3 separate regions of the Homo sapiens genome follow, and regions 2 and 3 are each linked to region 1. A link is an interaction called in ENCODE POLR2A ChIA-PET data of the cell type or tissue named here. Cell type or tissue: CD4-positive, alpha-beta T cell. All regions are shown on one strand. Links, peaks and the distances in the headings refer to the core of each region. The heading gives the core; the rest is flanking DNA.

What was found. ChIA-PET counts read pairs that join two places held together with the same protein. Peaks named below come from ENCODE experiments on the same cell type or tissue, not always from the same donor. Only the 100,000 strongest peaks of a DNase experiment are listed, where the experiment ranks them.
Region 2: POLR2A ChIA-PET joins it to region 1 with 10 read pairs; 22 of 35 experiments call an interaction of 5 or more read pairs at or near these places.
Region 3: POLR2A ChIA-PET joins it to region 1 with 15 read pairs; 22 of 35 experiments call an interaction of 5 or more read pairs at or near these places.

The regions. Positions count from the first base shown.
Region 1 is chr16:84,512,966-84,517,935 of GRCh38, reverse strand. All of the region lies in intron 1 of LOC124903735 (a long non-coding RNA gene), which reads right to left. Among named protein-coding and RNA genes, the nearest start is that of MEAK7, 11 kb to the right of the region's middle. RefSeq lists enhancers at 2,479-2,748, 2,919-2,998, 3,019-3,078, 3,109-3,158, 3,336-3,943. In CD4-positive, alpha-beta T cell, for the core only: no CTCF peak of the experiment used is centred there; a DNase peak (open chromatin) is centred at 2,845; H3K27ac peaks cover 2,116 bases.
Region 2 is chr16:84,605,656-84,610,625 of GRCh38, reverse strand. All of the region lies in intron 2 of COTL1 (coactosin like F-actin binding protein 1), which reads left to right. Among named protein-coding and RNA genes, the nearest start is that of COTL1, 9.9 kb to the left of the region's middle. RefSeq lists enhancers at 3,608-3,657, 3,858-3,917, 4,078-4,197. In CD4-positive, alpha-beta T cell, for the core only: no CTCF peak of the experiment used is centred there; DNase peaks (open chromatin) are centred at 2,165 and 2,695; H3K4me3 peaks cover 1,711 bases; H3K27ac peaks cover 2,500 bases.
Region 3 is chr16:84,599,955-84,603,677 of GRCh38, reverse strand. All of the region lies in intron 2 of COTL1 (coactosin like F-actin binding protein 1), which reads left to right. Among named protein-coding and RNA genes, the nearest start is that of COTL1, 16 kb to the left of the region's middle. RefSeq lists enhancers at 1-209, 1-239, 250-369, 3,321-3,470, 3,578-3,723 and silencers at 261-555, 3,705-3,723. In CD4-positive, alpha-beta T cell, for the core only: no CTCF peak of the experiment used is centred there; DNase peaks (open chromatin) are centred at 1,797, 2,697 and 3,647; H3K4me3 peaks cover 1,374 bases; H3K27ac peaks cover 2,500 bases.

The sequences.
Region 1 (4,970 bases), core at 1,679-4,178:
GGATTCTGATTCAGGAGGTCTGGGGTAAAGCCGGGAGACTCTGCATTACCAACCAGAGTCCAGCAATTGACGCTCAGGTTCTATGACAAAATGATTGTTAATGTTGTTAGATGCATTGACAGTTCTGTGGTTAGTACAACGGCATCATTTTTTAAAAAATGCGTCAAATATGTTGAAAGCTTAAATGTCAGAATTGACCCACTTCGAACATTCCAACGAACAGTAGGAAAGGGCAGAATGTTAGCAATGGCTGAGTCTGGGTGGTGGGTATAAAGAGGGCTTGTTTTTTTAGTCTGGTTTTCCGCATATTAGACGTTTTTCATAATCTCTTTGGAAAAGCTTTCCAGCGCCTGGGGCTGAGTATCTCTGGGACGGGCCCTGGGGGATGGGTCTCGTGGGGCCTGGTATCAGTTCCCAGCTGGCGGTCGAGTTCTCTAGGGGAACAGGGCCTGCATGTAGCAGTATTTTTATTATTTTCAACCGCAGTCGCTTCTTCCTGTTGCCTTCTGGGTACTGGGAGGCACCCGGGAAGAGCTGGGATTCTGGGGTCCCCCAGTATGGTTTACCTGCTCTGGGGCAACAGGGACAATTTGGGTTTCTAAGCAACATTCTGGCTGGGTGCCGTGGCTCATGCCTGTAATCCCAGCACTTTGGGAGGCCGAGGTGGGCAGATCACCTGAGGTCAGGAGTTCGAGACCAGCCTGGCCAACATGATGAAACCCCATCTCTACTAAAAATACAAAAATTAGGTGGGTGCGGTGGTGGACCCTGGTCATCCCAGCTACTTGGGAGGCTGAGGCAGGAGAATTGCTTGAACCTGGGAGGTGGAGGTTGCAGTGAGCCGAGATCGCGCCATTGCACTCCAGCCTGGGCGACAGAGTAAGACTCCATCTCAAAAAAAAAAAAAAAAAAAATTCTTTGTTTCTGCTGTTTATTTGCTGACAGTGCATGCGTTTCTTTTCCTTACTGTGTGTGGGGGAGTCTGTGCCATGTTCTTAAGTCCTCTCCCTTGCTGTTTTTATTTAACCCCTTCTGGGTCCCAACTCTACCTGGCGGTGCTTGTGGACTGACCCTTCTCACTACTAGCCCGTGTGTGAGCCTTTACAGGGCATCTCCTCTCCCTCTGGAGGACATGGTCTCTCTCGCTGCCTCCTGTGTCCCCTGCCTTTACGTGATGCCCAGCACATAGGCACTCAAGTGTGCCGAACAGTGACTCTTACAGGTCTGGTCTACTCCCACGGAGCCTAGCTCAGGGAGGTTAATTAACCCATCCAAAGCAACCGAGCTGTGGTCTGAACTTCGGAGCCGGTGCTGTCCAACATCCAAATACAGACAATGGAGGTAGAACACAAGCCCTGTGTGCGATTCTAAGGTTTTCATTGTTCATGTTTTAAAACGAGAAATGGTAACATTAATATGCTTTGAACCTAATATAGCCAAAATACTATTTCTACATGGAATTTCTATTTCACAATTATTTTGGGGCAACATGGAAGAGATCATCGTGGTGATGGAACACTTCTGTATCTTCAGCATAGATGGAATAGTTGTGTTTTGTAGTGATGGTCACACGACTCTACTACCCTCGTGGGGAAATGACAGAATTGGACACACACATTGATTGCATCAATGTCTCTTTCCCAGTTTGGATTAGGTGAGTTAGAACCACAGGGAAACTTGGTGCAGGGTATATTGGACCTCTGTGCACTGTCTTTGCAACTTTCTGTTGAATCTATAATTATTTCTAAATAGTAGTTTATTTTTTTGAGATGGAGTCTTACTCTGTTGCCCAGGCTAGAGTGCAGTGGTGCAGTCTCGGCTCACTGCAACCTCAACCTCTTGGGCTCAAGCGATTCTCCTGCCTCAGCCTCCAGAGTAGCTGGGACCACAGATGCCCACCACCACTCTTGGCTAATTTTTGTATTTTTAGTAGAGACAGGATTTCGCCATGTTGGCCAGGCTGGTCTCGAACTCCTGACCTTGGGTGATCTGCCTGCGTTGGCCTCCCAAAGTGCTGGGATTATAGGCTTGAGCCACTGCTCCTGGCCATAAAATAGTAGTTTAAAATGTGAGATTTTAAAATTTAAAAAAATCAACCAAGTCTTTGAACACTGCTGCGTCTTTCACGCTTATAGCACATCTAGGTTTGGACCCGAGACATTCAAGCAGCGGGTGTGGCCCGAGGCCACAGTGTCAGACAGCCATGTCCCTTGCTCCCTGCCCCAGCACAGCCTTCTTGAGCTGGGATTGCAGGAGGCCTGCACTGTCTCTGCCATGGACCGGTTGCCTGGTAGAGAAGCTACTGTCCTGCTTGGAGCCTCAGTTTGTGTATCTGTTAAGTGCGAAGAATGACAGTGCCTATCCCAGAGTGCTGGCTGCCAGGGTTAAGTGGGATGCTGCGTGTTCGGCACTTAGCATGGGCCTGGCCCATGGGCGGGTGATTGTGAGCCTGGACCACATCTACCTGTATTAATCATGTTTACAATCCCAAACGGCAGCTTCATCTGGTTGTACCTAGTGTTAGAAAGCCCTGCTGCCTCCCTCTGTTCATCTCCGCGAAACAGTCCATTCCTGGCCATGTCTTCTCCTTTGAACTGCTGGGCAGGAAGCAGAATGACCTGTCTGCATTTAGTCTGGGCACCGACTCCCTGGTTGCCCTCGATGCCTGGTGACTTCTGGAAAGGTGGCTTGCTGCCTGCCTGCCTGCTTGGAGGCCAGACCTTCTGTAAAGATCCGTGCAAAGCCTCTTTCGAAACTGAGGACTTCCGTCACCAGCCCTGGCTGCACGTTGTCACTGGGCCTGTTCACCATATAAGGCAATCCCTGCAGAGGCAGGGACCCAGGTAAGCAGGCGGCCCCACAAGCCTCGCTCCACTAAGCCACAAAGGCTCCCCAGCCGAGTGTGTGCACAGAGGACTTCAGCAACTAGGAGATTTTGTCACCTTTTATGGTGTTAGAAGAAGAAAAAGACCTGTGTACCACAAAAGCAGAAACAGAGCCTTAGCGCAGTGAGAACCGTGGGTTGAACTCACAGCGACTCTTACTGCAAAAGCAACGTTTTGTGAGAGGCCCAGGATGAAGCTACCTCTGCAGGGTGCCTGGTGCCCAAGATAAAGTGACAGGAGCTCTGAGCCTGGGGTTCCTGTGCAGTGGCAAGACAGCAGCGGCAGAAATCAGCTGCAGAATTTAAGTTGGTGGGGCTTTTGGATGGGGCATAACCCTCCCCCACGACCCCTCCTTAGCCTCGTGGCTCACCCACGGGGTCTTTCCCCACACCATCCTCCCCCAGATCAGGCTTCTCCACTGTCCTTGAAGCCTGTACTGTCGTCAAAGAACATCACCTCCCTCCACCCCCATTATTTTCATCCCAGTTCTGGGCTGCGGGCCACGTAAGCCAAGGTGGGGTGGAGAGTGGGCAGGAAGATCTTGGGGACACCTGAAGGATGAGGGAGGGAAGAACATGGGGACACGTGTTCCAGGCAAAGTGGAAAGGCCCGGGTGAAGGAGTTGAGCTGGGCCGTGCGCGTGGGGAGAGAGGACCATGGAAAGGTCGGGGTGAAGGAGTCGAGCTGGGCCCTGCATGTGGGGAGAGACCAGGCCCAGATGGTGGGGGCTGAGTGAGAGGGCAGCCTAGGGTGGTGGGCAGTCGTGGAAGGGTTTTAAAGTAGGTGAGAGGCAGGATCCATTTTACCTGGGGGAACTGAGTGGGGCAGGAGCAACCAACCGACCATTTGTTCATTCGGTAGCCATTTCTTTTTCTTTCTTTCTTTCTTTTTTTTTTTTTTTTGACTGGCTCTGTCACCCAGGCTGAAGTGTGGTGACACAATCACAACTCGCTTTAGCCTCTACATCCTAGGCTCAAGCAATCTTCCCTCCCCAGCCTCCCGAGTAGCTGGGACCAGAGACGTGGGCCACCACGCCCAGCTAATTTTTGACTCTTTGTAGGGTTGAGGGACCTCCCTGTGTTGCCCAGGCTGGTCTTGAAATCCTGGGCTCAAGTGATCCTCCCATCTTGGCCTCCCAAAGTGCTGGGATTCCAGGTGTGAGCCACCACTCTCGGTGAGCAGCTGTTTCTTGAGCCCCGGCTGCGGGCCAGACCAGGCCCAGGTGCAAGGGACATACACATGACGTCCCTGCGCTCAGGCTCTGTGTCTTGGTGGCACTTAGAGGACAGGGTGACAGTCTCCCTCAGCCTTTTGGACGCTGCTTTTCCTTTGCTGCCTTTTCCTGGATTTTTCTTGTTATCCGAAAGACCGCCAGGGTGGCTAAATGGTAGAAAGGAGAGCTTGGCGGGGGTATCAGTTTGCAAACTGGAAGAGACGGTCTCCAGTGTGTGCCAAAGGTAACCCCTCTTCCAAGAGGGGAGGAACAGGCTGGGTTTTATGCCTAACAGGGCCTGTAGCCCACAATAGTTGTACATATTCAGCAGGTTCGGGAGGAAGTGATATATATTTATGAAGGGAGCCGAGTGCATGGGCAGTGGGTAAACACATGTGACATACATATAACGTATATCACATGTTCACGTTGGAGTGAGGTTAGCATTAAAGAGAGGTGGAACTTGGCTCTTTGTGTGAAAAGGTGAACTGTAGGGCACACAGTCTGTGGGTAGCTTCTGTAAGCCGCCGAAACAGGCTTAAGGTCTGTAATTACTTATGGGAAAAGAATGTAAGTCCATTCCTTCGTCCGGTCAGAGTTGTAGCGGTTGGGATTGTAAATCAGAGTTAGGATAATTTGCCTGATAGCTCCAATTATTAGGGTGTTTTGCAAATGTGTTTTTTTTTTTCTTGCCGCCATAGGGATTTTAAAATTTGCCATGCCAGGCCAGGTGCAGTGGCTCATGCCTGTAATACCAGCACTTTGGGAAGCTGAGGTGGGCAGATCACGTGAGGTCAGGAGTTCGAGACTAGCCTGGGCAACATGATGAAACCCTGTCTGTACAAAAAATATAAAAATTAGCCAGGTATGGT
Region 2 (4,970 bases), core at 1,146-3,645, 93 kb before region 1:
CAATCAGAGCAAGCCACTCTTCTGCTAACCGATTGGTTCAAGGGCCCTTGTGACTCAAATCTAGCCAATCAGATTCATCCCTGAGACTTTGGACAGAGTTGTTGGTAAAGAGTCTTTTTATCTTTCTCTGGGATTAAAACAAATAAGAATAATGAGGGCTTGGAGCTCACAGGGCATGTCTACCATTTATAGAGAGTACCTGTCTGAGAACTCAGGAACAGAGCCTGGTGGTGGGAGTGGAGACAGGTGACGTGCCAGAAAACTCTGGGATCCAGCCATGCCTGAAGCTTTCTCTTTAGACGGTTCACTTTCATGAGCCAAGTAATATTTTTTCTCAGGCCAGTGTGAGTGGGTTCTGGATTTAGTTTCCATCTAAAAGAGTCCTGGCCATAGTCTCCAGGTTAGGCAGCTGGACACAGTCTCAGAGGAGAGGAGAATCCAGGCTGGACAAGGAATTTAAAGCCTCTCATGTGAGAACTGACTGAGGAAATTGGGCATATTTAACCTTGTGAGACCAAGAGGAGAGATCCTTGGGAGACACCAGTGTTGTCTTCAGATGTTTGAGGGGCTGTCATGTGGTAAGTGTGGACTTCTTGTGTTCCTACCCCCACACCAACCCTATGTGGTAAATGGGACCACGCAGTAGGAATTCAGGGATAGTGTGTTAGTCTCTTCTCACGCTGCTATGAAGAAATACCCGTGACTGGGTAATTTATAAAGAAAAGAGGTTTAATTGGCTCACAGTTTTGCATGGCTGGGGAGGCCTCAGGAAACTTACAATCATGGCAAAAGGGGAAGCAAACACATCCTTCTTTACGTGGCAGCAGGAGACAGACTGAGAGCCAAGTGAAGGGGGAAGCCCCTTATAAAACCATCAGTTTTGTGAGAACTATCACCAAAACAGTATGGGGGAAACTGCCCCCCTGAGTCAATTATCTCCACCCCGTCCTGCCCTTGACACTTATTACAATTCAAGGTGAGATTTGGGTGGGAACCCAGAGCCAAACCATATCAGATAGATTTTGGGTTGACCTGGAGAGGAAGAGGCCCTTAAGGTAGAACGGGCTACCAGAGGAGAAAGTGAGGCCCCCATCACAGGAGGTATGTCAGGAGAGTCCGACTAACCACTTGGCATAGATGTTGAAGAAAGGATTGAAGGAGGCCTTCCTTGCCTCTGCACTCTCCTGTCTCACAGCCCCATTTTCTGGCCTGCTATGCCTCCAGGAAGACTGACTGGCCTTAGTGCAGGCCTAGGGGATGCCTCTTGGAGGTGGCATCAGCCCTACCTGGATGACAGAGACTGAGAGTGGCAGAGAGGTGGTTCCTACGGAAAACTGGAGTATAGCGACCAAAAGAAGGGAGCTGGAATGCGAAGGAGTCAAATTCACTTGCTGTCCATGACCTCTGCGTATATGGCAATACAACACACAGAGAGCCGGCAGTCTATTTATCGTGCTGTTTTGCACCTGAATATTTTTTCCCTAGCTGAACATACACACCCGGGTTTCAGAAATTTGGGCGAGAAGGGAAGGAGAGAAATTGCTTTCTTTCCTAAGGTCTAAGGGAATGTGACATCAAAAAGAAGCTCCAAATCTGTGACAGGGCTTTGGGCAGTTATAAAGTGCTGAACAGTCTGTCCGTTAATGCATGCGACAAACATTTTATTGGGTTCCTACTTTGCTCCAGAAACAATGTTGGGTTTTTAATTTAATTTAATTTTTGAGACAAGGTCGTGCCCTGTCACCCAGTCTGGAGTGCAGTGGCACGATCTTGGCTCACTGCAACCTCTGCCTCCCAGCTCAGGCGATTCTCCTACCTCAGCGTCTCCAGTAGCAGGGACTACAGGCGCCTGCTACCACGCCTGGCTCATTTTTGTATCTTTTGTAGAGACAGGGTTTCACTATGTTGTCCAGGCAGGTCTCGAACTCCTGGGCTCAAGCGATCCACTTGCCTTGGCCTCTCAAAGTGTTGGAATTACAGGCGTGAGCCACCCCGCCCGGCTGGGTTTTTGTTTTTAAGTGGTACCCTGAAGGGCTGCGAAAACATTACCTTTGTAATTTTCTGCACTATCCAGTCTCCCATTGCCTTCTTTGCCCACAGATCTGTTGCTGGGAGGCCCTGAGCCACGCTGCATAGCTTTTTTGTGTGTCCACAGGGGCGTGGGCTTTGTGGTAGCTCTTTCAGTCTACTGCATGGTGATGTTTGTGCTTTCTTTTCTGTTTGTGGCTGTGTCACCACAAACAGAAAATGATGAAGGATGATAGATGTGTATCTTCCTGGTAAGTACAGTGTCTCAAGTTCAAAAAAAGCATTCCCTAAACACTAGGTGAATTGGGTTTTTGTCCCTTGAAAATATTCAGAAGTTAATGCAAACTTTTTGAAAGCATCCCTTACAGATTTTATAGGTGTTATAAATACCTCCTTGTCTCCCATCCTTTCTTTACCCCATTTCATTCTGGTGCCCACCCACACCCAGAGCATGGAGCTCTATGTCTAGGTCTTTGGTAAATATTCCAGTTGCCAGATTTAGTGGTCATTTCTTTGTCTCTGATCCACTTTACCTCCCTCCAGCATTTGCCAGTGGCCAGCACCTCCTGAAAAGATAGTCCCCCTCGCTTGTGCTTCTGCTTCTGCGTGGCTAGACTTGCCTAGTTCTCCTTTTATGTCTCTCTCCTGTCATTCTCACTTCCTTCTGCTGCTGCTTCTGCTTCCTGCCCGATAAGTCTAGGCGTTTCTTAGGGCTCCACCCTTGATCATGACCTTGTCTTCTCCGGGACATTTCTCGAGCATCTACTATGCCCCAAGCCCTTTGCCAAGTACTGAGTTGAGTCCTTTCCCTGACCCCAGTGAGCTTGCAGTCCAGGCTAGGGGTGGCTTTCTAACCTTCAGGTCAGATTGCTCCCCCGCCTCCCACTTCCAACACCTTTTCTCCATAAGGTCCAAACGCTCAGACATGACATGGGGTGCCCTTTATGACAGGTGCTGGCCAGCCGACCCCTCCAGTGTGTGTCCCCAACACACACGATGCTGACCTTAGGGATGCCCAAGTCCCAGGCCCTACGTAGGAGCTCTGCGTGTGTTAGTTTATCTAATTTATCTTCTCTCTGAGGGAGTAATGAGCAGAGTGACACCCACAAGTAGAAATTATCCCCACTTCACTGAGGAGGAACCTGACATTTTCCTTGGAGAGCCAGAGTCGCTTGCTGGAGATGCTGCAGTTGGGAAGAACTGCACTTTGAATCCAGATCTGTGTCCGAGGCTCTCAGCTCTTCCCCTGTGCCGCGCTGGCCTGCCTTCCCGCTTCCCTAGGCCTGTGGACTCTCTTCCCTCTGCCTGCACTGTCTTCATCTGTTTCGCCTTCCTGGAGGACTCCTACACACCCGTCAAGGCCCGGTGTGAATGTTCCCTCTGCTCGGATGCCCTCCTTGTCTTTGTGGTGTTGGTGTCCCGTATGGTGGTCGTGTGCATGTCTGTTTCTTCAACTCCTTGGCGAAGTCCTCCTGGAGAGAGGGACTTTGTCCCTTTGGTGGTGGTATCCTTGGCGGGGAATCCCCATCCTTCATGGTTAGATGGCTGCCAATCTCTTTCCCCCATGGGTGTGTTGCTCCCTTGAGTGGGCCCAAGTCATGGGCTGAATCCTGGGTCATAGGCTTTTCCCAGCACGTGCTGGCTGTCCACTCCTTTGTCTCTTGCTTATAGAAGAGAACCCGTAATGCCTGGGTTCAAATTTCAGCTCTACTTCTTATGGGCTGTAGGCGCCTGGGACAGAATCCTACAGTTACTGCTGTGGGCACCTGGGACAGAATCCCTCAGGGACCCTAAGAGGAACATGGAGGGTGCAGCCCTGGGAGGCGGGGGCACGTAGCCACCGACTCTTATCCCCCATTGGTTGAGGGGTCCTTTAGGGGCTTTAGGGTTTCTGCACTCCAGGCTGTGCCTCTGTGAGGTTGAGCAGCTAGACGTGGCAGGATGTCATGGTGTACCCAAGTGGCTACGCCCACTACCACTGAAACCAGACATGGCCTTGGAGAAGGTGACAAGGAGTCAAAAAGCATCTCCTTGCAGCATTTAGCAGTGCCTAAGATCATAGCCACATGTGCAGTTATGCACCTGTTTATCTTGTGACTTTCCTGGGAGCATCCAAGCCCCGTGGGGCAACCAGGTCAGCTTTGTTCTCTGCAGTATTGGCAGCGCTGGGAACAGTACCTGGCAGCCTGCACAGATGTTGTTGAGTAGGCAAATGAGTGACAGTCCATGTAGATGTCTGAGAGCTAAGCTCACACAGGAGGGCCCGCCGTCCCCTCCTCCAAAGTAACAGCCCAGTGGCCCACAAGGCTCCCGGCCGCTACCACTGGCCATGTGACTGCTCTGGCCCCAGGCCTCTTACTCCAGAGCCCAGGCATCGCCACCTTCCTCTCCCACTTAAGCAAGTGCCTGTGACTTTTCTGATTCAGCTCAGTGGCCTCAGCAGTGGCAGGTCCCCAGAGGCTGGTTTTTGAAGGCAGGCATGGCACGTCAGCATTTAATATTTTATTTCATGAGTGCATTTTGAAATTAACCTGCCATAGATCTTGTTTTTAGTTCTGTACTTAGTTTATGGTCATCACGCTTTTCTTCATGCACTTATTCTTACTTTGTCTTCTAGGTACTTAGGTAAGCTTCCTTGCGAGCAATAAATAAATAAGTTGATAACAACAATGGTTAACAGTGGACCTTTATTAGGCCAGGCATTAGCCAGGGTCATTGTGTTACTTTCCTATGGCCACTGTAACAAATGACCACAAACTTGGTGAATTAAAACAACATAAATGCATCATCTTATAGTTCTGCAAGTCAAAAGTCTGACATGAGCCTCACAGGACTAAAATCCAGGTGTGGACAGGGCTGCTTTCTCCTGGAGGCTCCAGGGGAGAATCCATTTTCTTGCCTTCTTGTGCTTCCAGAGACTGCCTGCATTCTTTGGCTTGTGG
Region 3 (3,723 bases), core at 1,224-3,723, 86 kb before region 1:
GGCTCCCCCACTGCCTCCATTCGCTTCATAGTCTGTTGCCATTGTCACCGTTGGTCCCAAGGCCGCCTTGTCCTTATCATCCTCACCTAGCGCTTCCCAACACTTCCTGTGTGCCAGGCCCGATTCCCAGGGCATCACCCCCTCAGCTGGCTGATGAGGATCAACGTGCTGTGTCACCGATGAGGAGACCTCCAGGGGGAGGCTTGCTGGTCCCCTGGGCTCTCAGTGGGTCCCCCTGTGTTTACGGCAGAGCTGTGACGCCGTGTTGTACCCACGGCCGGGTTTCCAGTGTGTTCACTCAGAGCCTGGCGCAGAGCCCTGGCTGAGTCACACTTCGTTGCCTCAGTCCTTTGGGAAGAGGGGAGGTTCTGCCTCGGATGTTGCATGGGGTAATGAATAAGTGAATCCGTAGAAGAGTAAAGTGAGTCAGCTGTCCCCGTGGGGGCTGGTGTGCGCAGGCTTGCGGGCTGGAGTGTTGTTAAAGTCCACGGGGAAGGAAAACTGGCTGCGAGTCTGCCCCCACCAACCAGGGGCTCCCAGGCAGAGATGGAGAGGCCTCCGGGGAACTGGGGGGCAGAGAGGGGAAGTCGCTGGGCCATTGTTACATGGGAGGAAAGGGGCAGAGCCAGGACCTGAACCCTGGTCTCCAGGCTCTCATGCCGCTGAGGTTTCAAGCCAGCTGCGTCCCTCTGGGCTACCGTTCTTGGTGCATGTGAAAGGTGGAGAAGCAGCTTCCTTGTTACGCAGGCATCACTGACTCTGGCATCGCTGACTCCAGCAACACTGCCTTTTTGGCCTTCCCTTTCCATGCACTTTTTTTTTTTTTTGAGATGAAGTCTCTGTCGCCCAGGCTGGAGTGCAGTGGCATGATCTCAGCTTACTGCAACCTCTGCCTCCTGGACTCAAGCAATTCTCCTACGTCAGCCTCCCGAGTAGCTGGGATTACAGGTGTGCACCACCATGAATGGCTAATTTTTGTATTTTTAGTAGAGACAGGGTTTTGCCGGGTTGGCCAGGCTGGTCTCGAATTCCTGAGCTCAAGTGATCTGCTCGCCTTGGCCTCCCAAAGTGCTGGGATTACAGGCATGAGCCACTGCGTCTGGCCACATGTGCTTTTATTAAACCACAAATTTGTCAAAACAAATCAGTTGTTATGTCTGTCCATATCCATTCGTTCCTGCCTGTCTATTCATTCCTGCTCTCTGGGGGTGGAAGTCACACTTTAAAAATCCTGACAAAGAATTGGTTTTATTCTTTTTTTTTTTTAATTAAAAGAAAAAAAGTTTTTTGAGACAGAGTCTCACTGTGGCCCAGGCTGGAGTGCAGTGGTGCGATCATAGTTCACTGCAGCCTCAACCTCCTGGGCTCAAGCAATCCTCCTGCCTCGGCCTCCCAAAGTGTTGGGATTACAGGTGTGAGCTGCTGTGCCCATCTGCTTGGTTTTACTCTTATAAAATGGCACCCCCCCCACCCCCATTGAACTGAAACGCAGCTGCAAATTTGGAACTGAAAAGCCTCTGAGAAGTCAAAGATGCCATGTAGATGCCCTTCATTTATTCGGGAAGTATGTATTGAGTACATGTGGGGCATCGTCTGGGTGCTTTGGATGTGCTAGGGAACGAGATTCCTTCCCTCCTGGAGTAGGGCTGAGCAAGCTGAAGGAGGCCTGTAGCTCATTCTGAGCCTTTAAGCTCTTAGTTTGCACACAGTTATCATCAGCTGCATCATATGCCCTTCTGGCTTGTGGTGAGTCGGAAAAAGAGAGAAGGGCTGGTGGAGGAAGGCGTTTTGAACTTGCCAGCAGAGGCTGTTGCTTTGTCTGGAGTTCTGTCACAATCTCCCTCTCAAATTGTCAACAAGAACCCTCTTTGTCCTTACCCTGTTCTCTGGAGGAACTCTGAGTCATCCTTCAAGACCCTGATCAGGATGGGTGCGGTGGCTTATGCCTGTAGTCCCAGCACTTTGGGAGGCCAGGATGGGGGGATCACGAGGTCAAGAGTTCGAGACCAGCCTGGCCAACATGGTGAAACCTGGTCTATATTAAAATACAAAAATTAGCTGGGTGTGGTGGAGCGTGCCAGTAATCCCAGCTACTCGGGAGGCTGAGGCAGGAGAACTGCTTGAACCCGGGAGGCGGAGGTTGCATGAGCCGAGATTGTGCCCCTGCACTCCAGCCTGGGTGACAGAGCAAGACTCCGTCTCGGGGGGATAAAAGAAAAAGACCCTAATCAAACATCACCTCCTCTGCAAAGCCAGTCCTGGTCACAGCTGCCCAGGCAGAGCGGATTTCCTTCTTTCCTTGATGCTCCTGTAACTGCCAGTCACAACTCTTTGCCATAGCAGTAATTTCATGGTATTCACACACTACATTTTTGTTTGCTATGGTAGACTGTATATTTTTTGAAGGTAGGGATTGCATTTTCAGCAAAATCCCTGTATCACAGATTGTCAGTAAGTGTTTGTCAAATAACCAACCCACAGCGATGGAAGAGGCAGCACAACAGTGAAAAGCAGACACAAGAGTATAAAGCAGTGTGTGCCAGGGCTGTTCAGTGATTGGGAGCCAGACGCTGAACCCCTCAGTGGCGCAGCGTCTCCTTATAGATGCTATAGATACTGTAATAAGGTCCTCAGAGCCTCCAGGGACTGCTTTACAGCCACTCTTCTCTAAGTCAGAGGGTGGAGTCAGGTCTAACACACTAACTCCCATTTAAGGAAGTAGAGAATTATCATGAAAGAAAGTGCTAGTGCTTTGTCATAGGGGGAAAACCTTTAGCTCTCGGTTTAATTTGGGTATCCAGATCAGCTTATACCCTGGAGGTTCTGCCGAAGTAATCATCTTTCTTTTCCTCTGGCCATCCTGTACTTCATTTTCTTATGTTCTCTGTCAAGCTAGGAAAGCTGGGTCATTCACACCTAGTGAAAATGCAATGAATCGGGGATCATTTGAGGAGTCTCCTGCGTGGGATATCAAACCGCATTTACAGTGTGAGCTCCAATGCAGAAACAATGTGCCTACACGCAGATACCCACACAATGCGGATCACATAAAGAAACAGAGCCTTGGCCGGGCGCAGTGGCTCGCGCCTGTAATCCTGGCTCTTTGGGAGACTGAGGCGGGCAGTTCACCTGAGGTCAGGGGTTCGAGATCAGCCTGGCCAACACGGTGAAAGCCCGTCTGTACTAAAACTACAAAAATTAGCCGAGCATGGTGGCAGGTGCCTGTAATCCCTGCTATTCAGGAGGCTGAGGCAGGAGAATCGCTTGAACCCAGGAGGCGGAGGTTGCAGTAAGCTGAGATCGTGCCACGGCACTGCAGGCTGGACAACAGAGCGAGATTTCGTCTCAAAAAAAAAAAAAAAAAAGAGCCTTTATTCATGCCCTATAAGGAATAAACCAAAAGGAGTTTAGAAATAAACAGAGTAATGGGTTTCAGTTTTTACACTTTTTAATACTTTTGCAAAGTTTTTTGAGCAGGACAGGAGGGTGTTTTTGGTTTGGTTTTGTTTTTGTCAACTGCAGGGAGTTACGAAAGTCACTCTGAAAAAAGACAGCAAGTGGTATAGTGATATCAGGCCTCTTAGTAATGAGAGCTCTCCCTTCAACTTCAGCAACGAACCTGGCCCCTTCCAGCCCCAGCCTCAGGCCCCCTCCCTCTTACAGACGTGGGCGGCCACTGAGCCCTCCTTCCTCTTTGGTGGCAAGAAGACATTTCTCCTTCCC